2 separate regions of the Mus musculus genome follow, and region 2 is linked to region 1. Evidence: chromatin loops called from intact Hi-C (ENCODE). Cell type or tissue: gastrocnemius. All regions are shown on one strand. Links, peaks and the distances in the headings refer to the core of each region. The heading gives the core; the rest is flanking DNA. Region 1 overlaps Gm33189 (a long non-coding RNA gene). Region 2 overlaps Pdlim5 (PDZ and LIM domain 5).

The links. A loop is a pair of places that touch in the nucleus more often than their neighbours do. Peaks named below come from ENCODE experiments on the same cell type or tissue, not always from the same donor. Only the 100,000 strongest peaks of a DNase experiment are listed, where the experiment ranks them.
Region 2: a loop joins it to region 1, with 11 times the contacts of the local background. A loop is called at or near these places in 2 of 42 quality-filtered maps.

What each region holds. Positions count from the first base shown.
Region 1 is chr3:142,435,758-142,446,607 of GRCm38, reverse strand. It overlaps Gm33189 (a long non-coding RNA gene), which reads right to left. Exons shown (of 3, transcript XR_867675.1): 2 at 9,190-9,282; 3 at 7,712-8,245. Among named protein-coding and RNA genes, the nearest start is that of Gm33189, 7.4 kb to the right of the region's middle. In gastrocnemius, for the core only: no CTCF peak of the experiment used is centred there; DNase peaks (open chromatin) are centred at 2,660 and 3,056; H3K4me3 peaks cover 2,668 bases; H3K27ac peaks cover 7,142 bases.
Region 2 is chr3:142,367,443-142,378,292 of GRCm38, reverse strand. The region is part of intron 2 of Pdlim5 (PDZ and LIM domain 5); the gene reads left to right. Among named protein-coding and RNA genes, the nearest start is that of Pdlim5, 23 kb to the left of the region's middle. In gastrocnemius, for the core only: a CTCF peak has its summit at 7,961 (motif pointing left); no DNase peak of the experiment used is centred there; H3K4me3 peaks cover 403 bases; H3K27ac peaks cover 7,626 bases.

The DNA of each region.
Region 1 (10,850 bases), core at 1,835-9,834:
ATAGTATCTCCCTCCCCTAAACCAGAGCAGGTCAACATTGATATGAGCATCAGACTTTCACCAACAAAGCCAGTGCTACATTTGTTTATCTTCCTGTGATACCACTGGTCAGTGTAGACTTCACAACAGAACTCATTAGTAATTTTATGGTAAAGTTCAAAGTCAGGCAGTCCTCAAAACTGGGTTACTTTCAAATACTTTTAAAGCCACTTTAAAATGTATTTTATTTCTACCATTTATTCCTATTAAAATCTAAAATCCTCTCTCTGGACTAGAGTAATGTTTAAAGTCTTTTATAGGAGCTTGCTTTAGCATTATCAGCTGCCGGTGTAAGGTCCTGTGGTACCCTGATGCACAAATGCCCTGTTCGGTGGTCAGTTTACTCTTTGACTTGTCTAACAAGATGTCAGTGAGTATGGTTACAGAATTTTACAACTGCTCTCTCCACTTTTTATGTAAACTTGATCTGTAGAGAGCAAGGAATCTGGAGTCATGAGATATAAATTCACCAGAAGTTAAGACATTTTTTGGACACCCGTGTATGTGACAAGATGATTGTAGTGAATATGGCAGCCCAGTAACAGATATTCCTGTCATGACCCCTTACCATAAGTGACAACTGTCAGTGATGGCTTGACGTCCCTCAAGCAAGGAAATCGCCACACAAAGCAAGTGTCAATGTGGCTCAGACAAGGCCTCCTCTGTCATTTCCATCCACCCTTGTCACAAGTTATGCAAGTTTTACTGGACATCTTGAGTCCTTTAACACTATAACTTCTTTTCAAACAATTTTCTAAATACTGAAAATCATTTCATCTGTTTGACCATTGTCCTAGTTAGGGTTACTATTGCCATGATTAAACACCATGACCGAAAAGCAAGTTGAGGAGAAAAGGGTTTATTTGGCTCTTGCTTTCAAATTGTAGTTCATCACTGAGGTAAGTCAGGACAGGAACTCAAACAGGGCAAGAACCTGGAACAACATCTCATTCTAAAATCCTGAGCTTGGTCACTCTTCAAAGTACACTATAGTCCAACTAAACCAAAAATGGCTGGCTCCGAACCCATGTGTTTCTCACTCCATGAGGCTAGGTGTCTCAGCTGGTCTTCAGTATATGCTCGAATCCTGAAGAAGTAGGTTGAATGAAGACTTGGGTGAAGGAATGGACTTGCTCCTGACTCAAGAGCAAAAGCTTCCTTCTCTGTGTCCTCATGTAGGCTTCGCAGAAGGCATGGCCCACTAGATCTCCATTAAAAGTGTCTCTTCCTACCCCAAAAAATGCAGATTAGAAGTAGGTCTTCCTACTTTAAATTAAGCAGAAATCCCTCATAAGCATGCTCATCCAAGAGCTTTTGTTTTGGGAGATAACCTGTGCATGCCCTGAGACCTAAATGGTAAAAGAGTCCCCACAAATCTCATGAGCATACATTTACATGCTCTATGTTAAAAGAATTTTAGGAGTAAGAACTATCTTACTATTTTTCACACTTTGTTAAACATAAATCATTATTACACAAGCAAACAAACCCATAATACAGTTGCGGTTGTGATTGTTCAACTTAGCCATTGGTCAACTGTGCCCCCTCCTAAGAAGGATCGAAGTATCCACACTTCGGTCTTCCTTCTTCTTGAGTTTCATGTGTTTTGCAAATTGTATCTTGGGTATTCTGAGCTTCTGAGCTAATATCCACTTACCAGTGAGTGCATATCACATGTGCTCTTTTATGATTGGGTTACCTCACTTAGGATGGTATCCTCCAGATCCATCCATTTGTCTAAAAATTTCATAAATTCATTGTTTTTAATAGTTGCGTAGAACTCCATTGTGTAAATGTATACATTCCTCTGCTGAAGGACATCTGGAGTTTTTCCAGGTTCTGGCTATTATAAATAAGGCTGCTATGAACATAGTGGAACATGTGTCCTTACTACAACTTGGAGCATCTTCTGGGTATATGCCCAGGAGTGGTATAGCTGGGTCCTCAAGTAGTAATATGTCCAATTTTCTGAGGAACCACCAGACTGATTTCCAGCTTACAATCTCACCAACAATGGAGAATTGTTCCTCTTTCTCCACATACTCGCCAGCATCTGCTGTCACCTGAGTTTTTGATCTTAGCCATTCTGACTGGTTTGAGGTAGAATCTCAGGGTCAGGGTATAGCAATGGGGGATGTGGAACTGGGGGTAGCAAGTGGAAAGTCCCAGATGCCAGGAAAGCAAGAGACTCCCAGGACCCCACAGGATGACATAAGCTGATATACCCCACAAAGAGAAGGGAGAACCTGTCAAGACCATACCTAGAGGTTAGGCATCCCCTCACCCCCATTGAGGGATGGGGCCATCCACCCATCTCCAAAATTTTAACCCAAAATTGCCTCTGTGTAAAGGAAATACAGGGACAAAGAGTGGAGCAGAGACTGAAGAAAAGGCCATCCAGAGACTGCCCCACATGGAGATCCATCCCACACGCAGCCACCAAACCCAGACTCTATTGCTGATGCCAAGAAGTGCTTGCTGACAGGAGCCTGATACAGCTGTCTCCTGAGAGGCTCTGCCAGATCCTGACCAATACAGATGCGGAGCCTCGCAGCCAACCATTGGACTGAGCACAGGTACCCCAACGGAGGAGTTAGGGAAAGGACTGAAGGAGCTGAAGGGGCCTTATCTGGCGTCAATGGGAGAGGAGGCCCTTGGTCCTGTGAAGACTTGATGCCCCAGTGTAGAGGAATGCTAGGGCAGTAAGGTGGGAGTGAGTGGGGGGGGGGGCACTCTCATAGAAGCAGGGTAAGTGGGGGATGGGTTAGGGGATTTGCAGAGTGGAAAGGGGATAACATTTGAAATGTAAATAAGTAAAATTCTTAAAAAGAAAAAAAAGTCTCTTGGTAGAGAGTGTAACAGCAGGGTGCCTTCTCTGTGCCGCTGCAGTGATAGTGGGGGATGGTCGTGAAACATTGCTCTGAAATACAAATTTGAAAAAAAAAAAAAAAGCGATATTCTGAAGCAAGGGACCTTCCCACGGACCTGTCAGAAGCTGAACTGGAGAAGGCACCACTAGGGGGCAGTATGCCTCTCATTTGCAGTAACCGGTTTCACCTCTGCCAAATTTCCAGGACCTCTAGCAGTTTTGAAATGTTTCTTCCTACTAATACTTGATTATCTCTTTCTCCAGCAGAAAACGTCTGCTGTGTGTTGTATCATTAGCTTTAGAAACTCAGTGGTTTAGAGAGGTAACTCCCAAGTGAGCTTGGCTGAACATTTAGAATTCATTATACTTTATTGGTTGTCAAATAACTAAGAACGGTGCCACCTATGATTTGCAAAGGAAATAACGTCTGACACAAAGTACTGTGTTTACAAGTGAAAGTAAACATGTGGGCTGGCAACGCTAGACTTGTACAAGCGAACTTTGCCCTTCATCTTAAACAGGCAGCTGCAATGAGAGCCCCTTTGCCCAAAATAGCTCACCATCAGCCTGTCACTCAGCCTGAAATCCATCAGGGCAGCGCTGCCTACGTTTTCCAGAGTGAGGGCTCCTACAAGCCAAGACTCACAGACCCTCCCTGATAATTCTCAGATTCTGAAGATATATAGTGTAAATATGTGTAATATCTAAAATATACTGTTTAAAGTACTGTCACCCAAGGAACTCCACACATTAGTGTGTTCTGAAAAGGTGGGAAATCAGACATGCAAATCACTTAGACAACAGTAAGGTTTTTTTCTTAAATAGGACCATGACCCATAGATGTAACTACACAACCTTACTGTTACAGAACAAGTCCTGGGGTCTGTAAGAAGACAGTCATTAGCTTTATATCACAAATGATGTTTTTGATACGGAAACATCTTCCTGTTTGGATAAATCTCTTTTGAAAACTCTCCAACTCTCAGAAATGTTAAATTGTGTACCTGTCTGCCTACAGTTAAGAAAGGCCAGTGTTCTTTCCCTGCCATTTATTTATTAGTACACTTGATATAATTTGCTTGTAACTGCCCACACGTGTTTGTTTTTTTTTGTTTTCCCTCCTGAAGGCATACCAAGGTTAAAGATCTTTTAAATATCAGTAGAAATTTGATCTCTCAAAGATGTCACCGTCAAGCAGTGTGTCTGCTTGACCTGAACATGGCTCTCTGGTGTCCTACTAAAAGTACGTAACAAGCATTCTTAGCTCAAGTTTCCTGCAAGTTTTGACATCATAGATGAACTATCTCCTGGCGCTATTAAAGGGATATCTGGCATCATGGAGCAGTGAAGGCGGCCAAGATTCCAGAGCTTGTGATGGCTGACGGGGAGGCTCTGCCACTCAGTTTTGGGAAAAGTCAAAGTGCAGAAACTTCCCGTACACCTTGTGCCTGGTTCCCATTGCTATGTATCAAGCAGGGTACAGCGACAAAGTAAAATGCTCACTCAGCTGGGTGACTTTCAAGATAAGGTTCAAAAAATAAGAAAGCCCGAATCCGGTACAACCCTAAGAAAACAATTGAACACCAATAAAATTGTCATCCAATGTAGAGAAAAGCAATTAATTATACTTCCCCAGCATCCAAGGATATTTTACTACAAAGTAGAAATGAGAAATGATTGGTTTTATTCTTGTCAAATACTCTTAATAAATATAGAAGACAGAGGAAAAGGTTGTGAGTGAATTATCAGCCACCCGAACAGTCCAGGGTCCTCTCAAACATCATCTCTCCATGACTTTCATCTGAACAGACAATTCTGGATCATAGTTACATGTGTAACTATGTATGATCATATATGATCATAGTTACATATGGTCCTCTGACTTCAGTAGACACAATTCTCCAAATTTGTGTCTCGTAGGCTGAGAAATGCTCATTAGGCTGATCTCCTTCAAGGTCTTAGAATATGTGGGTGATTTGTGCATAATTATACCATTAGCTCAAGTTAGCCAAAATGTAAGAATCTAAACCAGCTAAACTACATGCCTCTTCCAGGTTTGTCCCATATAACTTTCCCTGTCACAAAATTGTAGATGACAGTACATTGAAATGAAATCATTGATAGGAAATCCCTCTGGTCACTCAGGGAACTTTGTCTTCAGGCAAAGTTATCTGCTGAATGTGATTACATTCCTACACTCCATCTGGAAACTCAGGAAGCTGATTAGGAAAGTTATAAATAGAATGGGTACAAGTGGTTTGATGTCAGTCTTAAGACTTAAATAATGTTTAGCAGGTGTCAAACCGAGGCCTGCTTCTGTCTGATACTTTCATCGGTGACCTAGATAAGAACCTGGCAATCTACAGAGGCAAAGTCTCCAAGTGATATTGTAAACGTCTTGCTGTGTCCAGCCCACAACGTCCACTCTAATTTCTCCTCCCTCAACCAAGCTTCAGGTCATTTGCACAGCTCAAAGGATTTCATCCTGGAGTTGGTAACTGACTGATGTAACTAATGTAATTGCTCTTCTACGGGTCCTAGAGAGTCTAGATTTGTAAAGTAAGCTTATTGAAAATAATCCATTCGATAGGTACAAATAGGAATCTTGAATTGTTTATTACCTAGGCTACTGCCTCCTGCCAAGCATGGCTAAAACTCTTCTAAATTCATAGGCAATTTTGTAATCACAGCATATCTGAAACTATAGCATTCTTTCTGAACTAAATGGTTGGACCCTTCTCAATAGTATTTAAGTAGTCATCAACAATTGATTAATTAGCATCTGACACTACATGCAGGGAAACAATTGGCTTCTCTGGTTTAATATGTGAATATGCTGTTGTTTGGAGGTAGAGACTAATATTTTACTATATCAACATACCTCAGAGCTCATTCTAAATATATCTTTACATACATATGACATATGTCTTTTATTCTCCATGGTGAAGCCTGAAGGAGAGAACAGGTGACTAGCTGTGGTCCCATGAAAGAGAGAGCAGCTTGTTCCATGAGGCTCACTCAGCTCTAACAATGATTCCAGACCGTAACCAAAATGCCTGCTGTAATTTGGAAATTTGCAAAGGAATGCTTTAACCATATATAGTACAGGCTTAATGAATCTAAAACTATTTTCTAAATAAAAGAGCAGTGAATGCCAACTGGAGAAAAAAAAACCATAGGGCACACTTAAGAGGAACCACAAATATCTGAGAGGTCGAGAGAGCAGACTGCCTCCTGCAGACTTTGCTGTTAAAAATATTCCAGTGATGTATTTTTGTAGCAAGCCAAGGGAAAATGTCCATAAATAGCCCTAGGAAGACCGGCCAGGAACTCACGTTGCCAGTGAAAATATTAAATTCACCGTCATTAGAAATATTTCAAATTCAGTTAGTATTTTGAAAGGGAAAAATATGGAGACACTGAACCATGGTGACATTGAAGTGTGGAGGGAAATCAGTGCTTGCTAGATTCTCATTCATTCTCTCCCTGTTTTCACATCCTATGAACCTTCACCCCGAGTTTAGTTTTTATTTATCATGCATGCTCTTTTATTGTTTTTGTTCTGAGTGTGTGTGTGTGTGTGTGTGTGTGTGTGTGTGTGTAGAGCCCTGTCAACTTTCCCTCTGCATTCCAAGTCATCTCTCAACAGTCAACTCCTTTTATGGAAAAACAATCCGTGTGGGTGGGGTGGGTGTGAGGTCACAAGAGGAAATGTCCACTCTGTGACACAGGATCTGTATCAATAAGAAGTCCTTCATCCTGATAGACACTTCCTCGGGTGTTAACCGCAGGCACTCAACCATAAACTAGGACTTGGCAGCTGTAGACTCTAATCTACCTTCAGATTTGTGAAGTTTCACAATTTTTTTTTCCCTTGAGAACAGCCAATGCTGAGTTCGTGCAATCCCACGGAGCCCAGATCTGTGAATAGCCAGAGTCCATATAAGGAACAGGATACTTGGCCCCTGGCAGCTGAGGAATGCCCGGCTCCTCTGAGCACACAGCAGCCATGATGATGCGGCAGAGGTTTTGCAGCCAATCTCTGAGGGCTTTCTCCCACACTAGATTGAGAAAGAGGGCTTAACAGAAACTGAGGTGCTAGCCAGGGACACTTCAGAAAGATGGCCTATGTGTGATACCTTCTAATTTCTTCAGAACAATAAATGCGTATTCGCTTGTAAACCCAATTAATTGGACATAGTTTAACTGGTTATACATTTAATCTGGGAAGCTTCCTACATCAAAGGCTTGTGTGTCGTAGCTTCCTCCTCTGATGACTTTATGAGCCATTTAAGATCTCCTTTTACTCTGGCATTAGAAAAGAAAGGAACAGAAAGGGCTCAGGGGCAGGAGCCGGACCACCACTGAGCCCTCTTTCCAGCCTTTCCCACTGTGGAAGGGATCTTCTCTGTTATCTTCAAACACGGACGGTAGTCTTCCTCGTCTTATCCTTGGGTTTAATGTAAAAAATATTTTAATACATTAAACACATAAGTTCTCTCATATTTTGATTCTCTCTTTGCCTCTATTTTCACGAGTCTTTACTAGTTAAACAGTAGAAGGACTCTCAGCTAACAACTTCAAAAATACACAAATGGGGGGGGCAAACAACAACAACAACAAAACCATCCTGGCTTCCTTTCTCTTTTTTATTTATTTATTTATTTATTTATTTATTTATTTATTATTTGTAAGTACACTGTAGCTGTCTTCAGACACTCCAGAATAGGGAGTCAGATCTCCTTACGGATGGTTGTGAGCCACCATGTGGTTTCTGGGATTTGAACTCCGGACCTTCGGAAGAGCAGTCGGGTGCTCTTACCCACTGAGCCATCTCACCAGCCCTGGCTTCCTTTCTTATCATCCTCTGTCACTGAAAGCAACAAAGGCGCTTCAGTCATCGAAAGCTGTTTTCCTGTTTTCCTCCTTCACTGAGGCTCAAAATTCTACCAAGACTTTCAAAGTGAGTCAGAAGTCAGTGGAAGCAAGCGAAGGAAAGGCTGCCATGATTTTCAGACTGCGTTTCCCCCACAAACCTCTGAGCTTCAGAGACATCTCTAGGGTAGTGCAGAGGTATGCAGAATAACCAGAGATAGATGTCGTCTATCTCAGGATAGATCCCTCCTCTATTCTCTAACTTAAGGAGACTGAGGTTTGGAACTCGGGGAATTATCCTGGTTCAGAAGGTTGGTTCTGTGACTCGCTGACAATTCGTATGTGATGTATTTGCTAACTAGAAGTGAAAGGGAAAGTTCTGTTCCAAGTTCGGCAGAGCGTTGTGGTCTCATGACAAGGGTGCATATGGACTCTTGAGTGTAGCCCGCCAGCTTTGTGTGCCTGGAACAAGTGGACTTAAGGTTAATAAAGCCCTCTGGAATTTTAATTTCTAAAACATTCTCGTGCATATACATAGGTCATTAAACATACCAGCCGATTAGAACATGGCACTATCAGGCATGATCCAAACAATGGCGCTTGTTTCACACACAAAATGCTCAGTAGACAAACTGGGAAGGAGCCGAGAGCTGTCATTTCATGACTTCATGATTTCCACAATGGTCTCAGTACCCAAAGGCTTCCCTCTGACTAAACCACCCACACAAAATCTTTCCTGTTTACACTGGAAAAGGATGGTATTTATAGTCCTGTCCTCCTTAGCAAATGAGCCCAACATAAAGCCTTCACAGTAGCATACACAATACCTTTTATTTGAAAACCTTTTAAAAGTAGTTATAGCTTTACAAACCTGACACATGGTGCAAAGAAAAAAAATTATACCCAGACATTTGGCTGCTATAAACACATTTCCATTAAGTGTGCTGGAACCTGAATAAGGATCCAAATTTTTGTGGATGTTACACTAACTCTGTGGATGTTACACTAACTCTGTGGATGGTACACTAACTCCCAGCCTTCTCACCCACAGAACGGACATGGAGACTTCAGGAGTCCCAGGCCTTGTTTTGTTTTATCTTGCAAAATTGATTCTCCCTGTGACTTAGATTTCAGAGCTTCATCGAAGACACTGTTAAATACGAGCAGGAGTTTGTTTCTGATTTCTTAACAAAAAAATAAACATCTCCTAACACAGTAAGTGAAGCTCCTTGGCCATTTCCCTTAGATAAACAAACTGCCTACAGCCGAAATGCCCAGAAACATCTTTAATGGCTCCTAACCTGTCAAAGGTCAACTGGCTTGAGTTTGTTTTACTTTCTTCCCTCTGTGGGAATTTTTGAAATCACTGTTATCTTTTAAAAAGAAGATTCCGTGTAGTTCAGTACCTTGGGAACTGTGGGGGCTTCTGTTCTGGTGCATATGGCGTTTTGCTCTGCTCTTCTGGGGGACCGATGCTCACAGCGTGGTTTCGGTGAATGCTAGAATGAAGGACATTTGAATGAATCTGCTGATGATGCTTTTCTATCTCTAGCACATCCCCAGTTCTGCAAGATATGGCTGAGTCCACATCACAGTAGCAAGCACAGGTGGTGTTGTTGAGTGTTAATTTCAGCCTGATCCTTACTCTCCGTCAACACACTTGGCAGCCATGCCTCTGCCTTGCTATTACCTGGTAGAAAATTTCAAAGCCACTGTCAACTGCTCAAAGCTACGTTTTGCCTCTGTTGCTTTTGTGGTTTCTGGGGCTGGAGTGTGAAGCTCCGCTTACTTACAGGCACCTCTGTGGTCACACCAGCTTCTATGCAGAGGCTTTTACAAGTCCTTGTAATTCACCCCTTCGCATAATCCTTTTGCCCTTAAGCTTCTCTCCCCTTTAATCATTCCATAAGAAAGCAATCCTAACTGTAAGCCGCAGTTAACAATAAATGTAAGGTATCATTACTATACAATTTGACTAAGTAATTAACACGAACCAAACTCGTTCACATTCTTTGACACCCAATAATCCAGGACAGAATAGCAAGAGCGGGTCCGGGTTCTTAGCTCCCAGCTCTCTGCTGCTGTCTAAAAGGAATCGCATGAGGAAATTACCCCTGTGGTCACACCAGGAAGGCTCACTCAATGAATGACACAGATGGGTGACCGGGGTAAAGGAGCTCTCTAAATCTGCTCGAAGAAGTCAGGGTCAAAACAAGCAGAGAAAGGAAGAAATTTTGAACCCTCAGGCTTCAGCAAAATCAGATTGGATGAAGCAGAAGGTGAGCCACGAAACTGGAGAAGATGGGACAAAGTATAAAGGGACAGGCCTGCCTGCCGTCTACGCGCTAATTGCAAACAAACTTACCACACACACACAAACGCAGAGAGTCATACATGCATGTGTACAAGAACCAATCACCTGAATGGAGCTATCTGCCTCCCTCTCTCCCCCTGACCCCAACTTGTTTATTTAGTTCTTTAGCCTTTTCTACTATTCTCCTTACTCTGAATAACAAGACCTCAAGCACAATTTTGCAGACAGACCCCCTCCCATATAGCACAAAATGCCTTTTTTCATATCCTACATTAATTTATGGCCATAGTTCAGCTGAAATTTCTAGGAGAGATGGGGGAAGTGTCTTTCTTTCACTGTGTTTTTTCTTTTCTAGTTGTGTGGGTGATGGGGATGGAACCTTTGCACGTGCCTCTACTATGAAGTTATATCTGGGATTCTCTTATTTTTCTTGTTTTTCTCTTGATGGCAGACACATTCCAGTGATATAAAAATGTAGACCAGTAATCCCATTAAAATACATTTGTATTATGACTTTGTTCAAATGGCCTAGATGAGTTTTTCATTTGGACTACTGATTACTTATTAGATAAAGAAAACCCTTAGGGAGACGTGAAGAGCTGGGGGCTCATTGGGAAACATTAGAGTCAAGTGTAAACAGCGAACACATGAAGCAGTTCTTTGACGAAGAATCATAGCTAATTAGCACTTGGGAGGCACACACAGCCTGGCAGGTCTCTGTAGACTCAAGGCCAGCCTAGTTTGCAGAGCAAG
Region 2 (10,850 bases), core at 1,737-9,736, 68 kb after region 1:
ATGATGAATCCTATGTACAATTCCTGCTATTCAACAGCACATAGCCAATTTATTTTTTCTCATTACTCTTCTTTCAAGTAATTTCTAGCAAGTATATAATGTTAGCCATGCATTTAATGATATACCTCAAAAAGTAAGAATGTTTATTTAAAAATCCTAGGGCTGGGCAGTGGTGGCGCATGCCTGTAATCCCAGCACTTGGGAGGCAGAGGCAGGTTGATTTCTGAGTTCGAGGCCAGCCTGGTCTACAGAGTGAGTTCCAGGACAGCCAGTATGGCACAGAGAAACCCTGTCTCAAAAACCAAAAACCAAAATCCAAAAACCAAAAAAACCAACCAACCAAACAAACAAAAAGATCCTAATCAGGGCCTGGAGAAATGGCTTAATGGTTAAGAGCACTGACTGCTCCTCCAGAGGTTGTCTGTTCAGTTCCCAGCACCAACATTGCTCACAGCCATCTGTAACTCCAGCTCCAGTGGATCTAATGTCCTCTTCTGACCTTTGAGGCAGCAGGAATGCATGTGGTACGCAGACATACTTGCATACAAAAGACTCATACTCATAAAATAAGAATAGTGAAAACTTAAAAATCATACTACTATTACCATGTTTCAGATGGTGATATTTTTCTAGGGCCACAGTATTTTTCAGATTTTAGATTGTCACATATATATGTGTACACACACACACACACACACATACACAACACACACATATGTATATATGTATTCTTTTTTCAGCATTTGATTCAGGATTTAGATAAGGTTCATAGTTTGGTATTGTTCTGTAAAATTAAGTCCATTTTTTTCCCCATGTAAGTTGCTTTTTAATAGTTATTTCTTGGGATTTTATATTAAATTAGGCCATATGTTGACTAATGCATTCTTTGATGGATAACTTATAGAAAGTTAAGTGACTTGATATCAGTATTTGACAAATTGCTATGATTAATGCCTTGTTTTTAAAATAAAACTGCACACTGAAAAATCATTATTTTTTATTTTTTATTTTTATTTTTTGTTTTTTTGAGACAGGGTTTCTCTGTATAGCCCTGGCTGTCCTGGAACTTACTCTGTAGATCAGGCTGGCCTCGAACTCAGAAATCCGCCTGCCTCTGTCTCCCAAGTGCTGGGATTAAAGGGGTGTGCAACCACGTCGGGCTGAAGAATCACTCTTACTCATATATTTAAAATCATGAGTTGGTCTATTTATCTTAAATATTTAACCATAAAAATAAGCTTTTTATTCATTTACCACCTTAAGTCATCTTGAGTAGCACACATGGGGAAACATTGCTGTAATATTAGTGCTGTGTCTCCCATTCCTTCCACTTACCTCCTGTGCTGAAATCTAATCAGGTACCCTAGGAGGGACCAACTTGAAACCTTAGAAACATTTCTCGGATGTGTCCAGAAACAAGGTACATTTTGTACAAAGTGTGATTTTACTAGCACACTGCTAGTGGAGTTTGTTACCAATATGACATCCTGGTTTAGCCACCTCAGCATTTTTTATCTCTCAGGTTCAAATTCTATTACATGTGACATGCTACTTTACAGAAGGTAAACTAGAAACAGGTTCCTTCTTTTGGATTGCTATTAAATCTTAAGCTTGTTATTAATAAATAGAGTTATCTAGGCAATGACTGGAAACATTTTTCTGTTGAATAGGATTTAGTTTTTTTTAAGGGAAAGTTGTTTGAAGATTATAAAATTAAAAAATGTGATTTTTAAAAAGTACCTGAAAATTGTTAGAAAGGCAATTCAGTCTGCTAAATAATTTGTTTGAAAATAATGAACTCTGTAGGAAAATATTATTTCTTGATATGCCTTACATAGATTTTTATATGTAACTATTCATATATAAATGGATTGTCATTGTTTGCATTTAAAAGTGAGTATTATATAAATAAATTCTTAAAGTTCTCATGTTCAGGGAATTGTCCTTGTTTTTAAACTATGCAGATGAAATTGTAGAGGACAGGAAGAGAAGGGTAAAGAGAAGTTACTTGTTACCTGATAATAATTGTAGCAGTAATGTTTGTAAAGATGAATGCGAATACAGATTCCATTTGATTATAGCCAGAGTCAGTCTCTCTTAGGTATCCTTTTAGCCTTCAAGCTTATTTCTCTTAGGCGTCACCATTTACACATGTTAGCAGTTTAGAATTTTGGTTATACACTATCTTCCCTTAGATACATGTTAGTGTTGTGCTGTCATCCTGTCTGATAACATAGTTCAGATTGTATTCATTTCACACATCATGGGTCTGGATAATAGGATTTTAGGAAATTATGAGGTTGAAATTGACTGACCACAGTGAGTTCTGTGTAGTTTATAAGCCTTGTGTTTAAAGAAAAGCTTAGCCTCCAGTGGGCTTTTTAGCTCCCAAACATTAAATCATGTGACATTTGTGTGGGTAAAGGGCAATTGATTCTGAGTTAGGATCAAGGATGGACAGATGGCCCTCCGGCCCTCCTCAGGAACAGGGAAGTGCAGTGTATTTCTTAGTTCATCTCCTAGATAACCCTTTCCATCTGTTTTTCAGCCAGGACATCAGTTACATTTCCGATGCTCCAAGTGAGTAGAACTGAAATGTAGGCTTTGTTGTGACTAGCTAATTAGACCTAGCATCCTCTCTTTAAATAGTCTTTACCTTTATTTTTACACTTGATAACGTGGCCAAGTATCAACTTGAGATGAACTAGCAAACTTTTCTAAGTAGCCTACAGAATAAGGCTCTAGGCTAGGAGATAAAAGGAAGACCCTTTGTAAGCTGGGTGAATTGATGTCTGAGACTGTGAGAAAGTGTGAAACCTGGAGGGCTGGGTTTGCTTTACAGTTTGACACACATTGCCTTTGCCAATTAAGTCTTTTCATCCCTTTTGAGTAGAAGCGCTGTTTTCCTTTTGGCTGTTAGGGTGCTGGCCTAAGAGATTAATTTACAGAGGCTTTGCAGTGTACTCTTAGAAGAGGAGGTAGGGAGTTCTATTTTGCTGAGTCAGGTGCCCTTTCTCCTCATTCCCTGTGGGATTTCCTTCTCTGTCTGGAAAAGTGGACACAGAGCTTGGAATTCCTTTTTGCTTTGTTTGATAATTAGCTAGATGGAACTTGTGCAGCTGGAGAGAAAGAATGAATTTAAACCAGAGATGTCTTTGTTGTTGTTATTGTTTGAGACAGGCTCTCACTTTATAGGCCTGGCTGGCCTGGTAATCATAAAGTATAGGCCAGACTGCCCTTGGACTCACAGAGATCTGCTAGCCTCTGTCTCTTGAGTACTAGGATTTCAGGTGTATACTGCCACGCCTGGTCACAGGGACACTGCTTTGAAGCTCTCTTAGACTGCTTTTCTTTACCCTGTTTATAGAAAGAGAATGTATTTATTTCTTTTGAAAGGAAAGCAGAAGATTCTCTTTGTAGCTGAATGTAATCCTTAATTTGCTGTATAAGAATCACTTCAGATTTTATGGTAATGTATTTGGAGCCATTGAAGACCCTAACTTGGATAGAGAATTATGTTAAAAAGCAAAATTTCAGTATAATTTGAATGTAAATATATCACCAAAGATCATATGATTCATGCCTCCCTAAAATTTGGGTCTTATGTTTTGGTGGTTTGATGTCTGTGTATTGTTTTGAGGTTTTATGCATCTGGGCTTTTCTTAAAAGATGTGTAGTTCTGAGCTGAGGGGCACATTGCTTACATGCGGAAATTCAGTATATTCTTTCTGATGTTAGCTTGCCTATCTTCCATTTGAAATATTCATTAGGGGTAGAGTCTTAGTTGTGTTTTTTGGGTCATAACATCCACAAGTTGCCTTATCTATTTTACATAACAAAATCATTTGTATTTTGTGTGGTGATGGGAATATTTATATTTTCCTGTAAGTACTTGAAAATGGATTATCTATGTTTCTTAAGAAATATGATGGGAGCCAGGCAAGTTAAATGCCAATAGGAAGACAATCTCAATAAATCACTTCTTCCCCACACAGAAAAAAGTATAAACAAAACTTGACAAAGCATAGAAGAGTCTCTGGAAATTGGTATTACTAGGAGTTCAGATACTAGCAGATAGTTGTGGCCCACTCAACACGTACTAAACTCTCATATTTAGGGCAAGAGGTGTGTGTTAGCTTTTCTTTCTTTCTTTTTTTTTTTTAATTGTCACTGTTCTGTATATGGGGGATGTTTGTGTATGTGCACTGACTGTGGCACACATGTGGAGGTCAGAGGGTGATGCCAGGTGTTCCTGCTATTGCTCTCCATCTTAGTTTCTAAGATTGGGTCTTCCTCAGCAAACCTCCTGTGTCTACCTTCCTGTGCTGAGATTGCAGGCAGCCACCACCATATTTTTATATATGGATTTTAGCAATCTGAATTATTCTATCTTCCTAACCTTTGGGAAACTGTATTCTTAAGCAGTATAAATGATGTTAAGTGCAGAAATGTCCAAGAAATACTGAGTTTTGTTGATTCTACAGGCCCAACACAGGTCCTTTAAGTTGCAATTTTATATTATAGTGTCAAGTCAGCTGATCCCTCTAGACAAGTGTACTGTCCTGTTGTTACTGACAGTAGTGCTAGCTTGCTGAATAGTGGCTCTGTAATGTGAAATCAATTTTTAGCTTGTTTTTTTTTTTAAATGTGACTCCTTAGAATTTGAAGAAATATTTTTCTTGGATTAATCGAAACTATTCTTGAATGGAAACAGCCTAGTTTTCTACAGATGGCTAAGGAATTGGTTTTCCATTAATGGTGCTTGCCCAATTTGTAGGATTTATTTTCAGCTTGTCTAGAAACTCCTGTTTCCTTCATTTAATTGGAGAAATATCCAATCTCTCTCTCTCTCTCTCCCTCTATTTATAGGTGTTAACTTTTTAGTCATTCTTTCCCTAAAGCACTTACAGATGGAAGTTATTAAGTTAAAAAAAAAGTATAGCTTACTTACACTTTGGATGATTTTTTAAAGTGTAGCATTATTTCTAGACCCCATCTTTGGCTTTAAATGAGTCTCACAGATAGCTATGGGACAGACACTTTTTTTTTTTCCTTTTTTTTTTTTCTGAAATGAAATTTTACTTCCATAAAACACATAATGAGGACACAGCTTCGTATGCGCATGGGAAGCTGCCCATAGTAAAGTAAAACTGTGCGCAGTTTGAACTGTCCCCACCTGTGGTGTAAGCTGGCTGGGAGATGGTTTGGAGGGTGTCTTGCTGAGCGTGTGGTTTGCAGTCTTCCTCCCTACCTTCTTTGTTCACTAGGCTTTTATTCATCCTCAAATACTTTACTCTTTACTAAAGCACACGCTATGAAGGATCAGCCCTAAGGGCAATTACTTTTCTATGAGTAACATACAGGAAGAGTCTTATGAAGGCAAACAGAATACTTCATCTCCTTTTATGGGAAGTAATTCTGCAGGAAGAACCACCTTGTCATCCTTATTGTCATAAAATGGCCATGTGGAATACTACTAAAGGTGTCTTTTCATCGGTTGATGACATAAAAATAGACCTTGAAGGTCTGGCAGTCTCTAACTCTTGGGCTTGTGGGCTGTCTTTGGTCTTCAGGGAATATAGTCAAATGAGACAAGTATCTACCTAAGCCACTCTAAATCAGGCCTGTATCAGTCTGGGACATTCTGTTCCTGGTTTGGGAACTCTTCGGCCCCTGGCAGTGTCTGTCTGTAGGTTACACAATAAGCTGTCCACTGGAATGCATGTGTGTATCTGTGATACATACCTTGGACAGAGTTGCAAAGGAGTGTAAAGTAGGGCGTGCATCAAAATAATTCTAGAATTTCTTGTTTTATAGTTTGACTTACAGTCTAGTACTTCCTAGTTAGGTGCAGAATGTCCAGAATGTGTAGTGGTATCTTGTAACATCTCTTTTAACACACATAAAAACATAATCTAAAAATTCAATAAAGTTCAATAAATGTGTACAATACAAATATATAAAATAAAAATTACTTAGCTAATGTTTTTCTTTTCTTTTCTTTTCTTTTTCTCCTTCTTTCTTTCTTTCTTTCTTTCTTTCTTTCTTTCTTTCTTTCTCTTTCCTTCCTTCCTTCCTTCCTTCCTTCCTTCCTTCCTTCCTTCCTTCCTTCCTTCTTTCTTTCTTTCTTTCTTTCTTTCTTTCTTTCTTTCTTTCTTTCTTTCTTTCTTTCTCCAAGACAGGGTTTCTCTGTGTAGCCCTGGCTGTCCTGGAACTCACTCTGTAGACCAGGCTGGCCTTGAACTCAGAAATCCGCCTGCCTCTGCCTCCCAAGTGTTGGGACTAAAGGCGTGCGCCAGCACTGCCTGTCTTATTTTTCGTTTCTGTGCTGTAATATGTGCCACTGTCTTTTGTAAATGTATAGTCTACAACTATCCTTTATCATGTGATATGTAGCATCAGTTTGTTTTCAGATTAGTACATAAAAGCATCTATTTGTGCAACAACATTTTTATTCGTAGTAATTGTTAGCATAGAGATTTAAATGTGATTGCTTACCTTTGCCTAATATACATACATAAATGCATACATATATATCTTTGTGTGTAAACAAAAAGTCAGATGCAAAGCATCATTCTTTTACTGCTGAGTGTTATTTGCAATTTTAGTTAAAATTGGTAAACATTTTAAAAATGACCTGTACAGTTTTATGAACAGTGAATAAAATGTTATAAATTTTGTTTATGAATATCTCTTTATTTACTCCAATGTAAAATAGCATTCTGATTTTTTTTTAACCAAATTCCTTCTTAAAACAATTCTTCTCTGTGGAGTACCTTGAGTCCGACATTTTCCACCTCCTGGGAGAAGACCAAGTCAGCAAAGACAAGGGTGTATGCAGCTCACTGCTCAGGATTTGTAATGATTGAACAGATAGGAAATAGTAGCAGGAACAGTTAGGGCTTGTTTGCTAATCATGTAATCTAAATATGAAAATTGATAGACTATCCAAGAAGTGATAGTACCTGATAAAACATTATATTAATAGGCCATTGCTTTTATTGTTACTAATGTTGCACTAAGAAATAATTTAAAAAATTGATTTGAAGAAGGTAGGAATGAATTCTTAATAAGCCTTATACCCAGTTCTTTTTATGTCACTGTCTGAACGTGAAATTTATACCATACATGACTGTATGTCATTTAAAGAATATTTTAATTGGCAAAAGCCACTAGGAAACCTTTATTTTCATCTTTGTCATAAATCAGTGTGTCAATACTGACTGGGAAGTTTTATGTCCCAGCATATAACTTTGCTTGTGTTCATTAACACAGATTCTCAAGTTTGATTTAGGGATGTGGTCTCTTTTGCATTTTGGAAGCATTGTAGTGGTCTTCACTTCATTCAGAAAAGCAAGGGGCTGGGCGTGGTGGCTCACACCTTTGATCTCAGCACTCGGGAGGCAGAGGCAGGTGGATTTCTGAGTTCGAGGCCAGCCTGGTCTACAAAGTGAGTTCCAGGACAGCCAGGGCTATACAGAGAAACCCTATCTCAAAAAAACAAAAACAAAAACAAAAACAAAAAAAAAAGCAAAAAAACAACAACAACCCCCCCCAAAAACCAAGAAAAAACCAAAAACAAAAAAACAAACAAAAAACCAAACAAACAAAAAATAAAAAAAAAAAAGAGAAAGCAAGGGATTGAATGACTGCCAGATCATACGTTTAGCTGGCAATGTATTTGTGCTGATGTTGGTTATTGTATTTACTTACTGGAACCAAACTCCTGAGATAAACAATGGAAAGGTGGAAACCTTTGTTTTGGCTCATGATTTTAAAGGGTTTGGTTCATGGTTGCTTGGCCTCTCACACAGAAAATGTCCTGGTGGAGCGAGAGAGTAGGGGGCGTTCTTCATGGTAGACAGCAAGCAGAGGAGGAATTGGATCTAGAGGACTGGTATAACTGTCCGAGGTTCACCTCCTCCTTCTAAGTGCACCTCCTACTGTTTCCATAACTTTCCAAAATAGTGCCACCAGCTGGGGACCAAGTTTCAAACACATGAACAGTTAAGGGTCATATTATATCCAAACCATGACGGTGCTTGAGACAGGAAAGTAGACTTTTCCAACTTTCTGAGGTGTTCACTCTGGTGTTTGATTAAATCACTCCCCTCAGGCACTTCTTAACTTTGACATTGATTATCCTTAGCTGATAGAGCATTGACATTATCCCATTGCAGAATTGTTTCCTATTTCTTGTTCCTAGTTAAATCCTGGAACAGTTTCCTCTTCTTCTTTTGGACCAAGAACAAATTAGATATTAAATAATCTCTTAGGAATGTATCTTCAGTGCCAGTTAACTTGTTGAATATACCACTGGTGTGTTATGTTGCTGTTCTTTCATGGCTTGGAATATTTTTCAGTAACAACCAAGGTTTATAACCCTATGACTAGGGAGTATCAGCTGTTCTTCACTGAAAACATTAGTGAGATGAATTCCCATCTTTATCATCTATAAATACCAGAATCAGAAGACTATCACGTTTGTTAGGAGAGATATATGCAACCTGCTTTAAAATATTTTGTTTTAATTATCTACCTTGATTTGATAGATTATAATTATGTATACTTATGGGATATAACATGATATTCTGATGTGTGTAAACAACATAGATTGGTTGATTTAACCTAACATATTTGTAATCTTAGGAGTTTTTTTTTGTCCTTTTTTTTATTTCTTATGAAAGCCCCAGAGAACAAGATTGCCCTTAGCACATGCCACATTTCTGTATTCATCACTGAGTTCTGGAATTCTCCATTGGGCCATCCTTGTCTTTGTGAGGCAGAGTCTCTCTCAGGCTTGACCTCGCACTTGTTATTCTGCCTCACCCTTCACAGTTGCTGGCCTGATAGGCGAGGGCCGCCATGCCCAGCGTTCCTTGCAATTTTAAATAACTTTCCTTTCACCACATCACAGTAACTCCCAAACTGTTACCAATTTCCACAAGAAACTTCTGATACTTTTTCTCTTAAATCTAATTTTATTTCTTTATTAGGTGTGTGTGTGTGTGTGTGTGTGTGTGTGTGTGTGTGTGGGAGAGAGAGAGAGAGAAAGTCCGTGTTAGCACATGATTTACTTAATTATTTGAAATGTATGTGTGTTTTACCTGCATCTATGTAGCTGTATCATTATGTGTGCCTTGTGCTTGTAGAGATCATAGGAGGCCATAAGAGGCCCTGGACCTTGAGTTACTGAAGGTTAAGTTCCAAGTGCCACCATGTGGGTATTGAGAACCGAATGATCCTCTGCAAGAATTACAAGAATTCTGAATTATCTCTCTAGTACTTGCTATAGTAATTTTTTTAAAAACACAATTTGCATCAATCATATATGAAAAATTAGTAGAAGTAAATATAAAAGCTAAGAACAAATTAAAGTTATAAAAGTAAACACTTTTAATTGCTATAGTTTCATTTTTCATTATTGTTCTAGACAACTTTTCTGTCTTCCTGTGTACAATGTCTGCATGCGTGTGAATATGCTTGCCTGTGCACGGATCTGTGAAGGCCAGAGGAAGAGGTGGGCACCGAATCTTTTCATTGATGGATCGCTACCTTAGTTTTTGAGATATAGTCTCTAAAGGATAGACACAAAATCACCAACTGGCTAGAAGGACTAGTCAGCCAGCCCCAGGGATCTTTCTGGCTCTGCCTTTAACACTGGAATTCCAGGCCTGTGCTGCCACACCCAGTTCTTGACCGAGTGCAGGGATCTGAACGTTGCTCCTCAAAATCACATAGGGAGTACTTCACGCTATGAGCCACCTCCCCAGCCGTCTTCTTCCTGTGCTTCTTTTTTATTTGTTTTCTTGTTAGTCTTTGCTCAACCTTCAGTTCTCTAGTGTTTTAAAATATGCGTGTATCCGTAATTCACATAAATTTCCTAGATATTGAATATAGATCCCCTCGTCTGTGAGCTCTACTAAAATGTTAACAAGATATGCCCATATGCATTTGGCAAAAAATTATTGAAAGAATTCAGATGCTAATAAAGTTCACAGCTTTTCAAATAGTTTTACAAGGTTTCAGAGGCTCTAAAAGAGACTACTTGTTCCAAAAGGCACAGTAACTTATCCAGGAGAAAAGTCTATTTTTACTTATTAAGGCATGTATAATGACCACTTTTTAATGATGTTTGAGCATTTACAAAGGTTTTATATTAAAATTTTTCCTACAAAAGGAAATTTTCTATAGAAAAATTTTTCTATAGAAAAAGTATTTAAACACTAAAATACCATTTTTCATCTGTCTTGGAAGCTAAACTATCAATGTGATAGCACATTACCAAGATAGAAAGAAAGAGACATTCTGATATATTACTATAGTTTGTCAATAATATGTTAAAATTACAAGTGCACTAATTTTTCCTTTGGGAATTTACCCTATAAACAACTTCACATATAGGGAAGGAAACACATTGGAGATTATAAAGGAGTAATTCTTCATAATAGTTGGACATTTGAGCTCTTTTAAAATTTTATTTATTTATTTATTTATTTATTTATTTATAGCTCTTTATATCCCTCTCTTACCTTCTCAGAGATTTATTTATTTATTTATTTATTTATTTATTTATAGTTCTTTATATCCCTCTCTTTCCTTCTCAGAGGGATTCTTTCCATCATGTATGAAGTAGACCAAGGAAAATCTTACCAAAGTCAAATGTTGACGTCTTTGCGTGTGTGTGGGCTGTGTGGCCTTGTGGGCCTGTGGGTGTGTGTGCGCGCATGCATTAGGACAGAGGAGGGTGCTCTCTATTACTCTGCCTTGCTCCTTGGAGGGAGGTTCTCTCATTGAAACGGGAACTTGGGCTTTAAGTCTAGGATGGTTACAGACATGCTTTTTTGTAA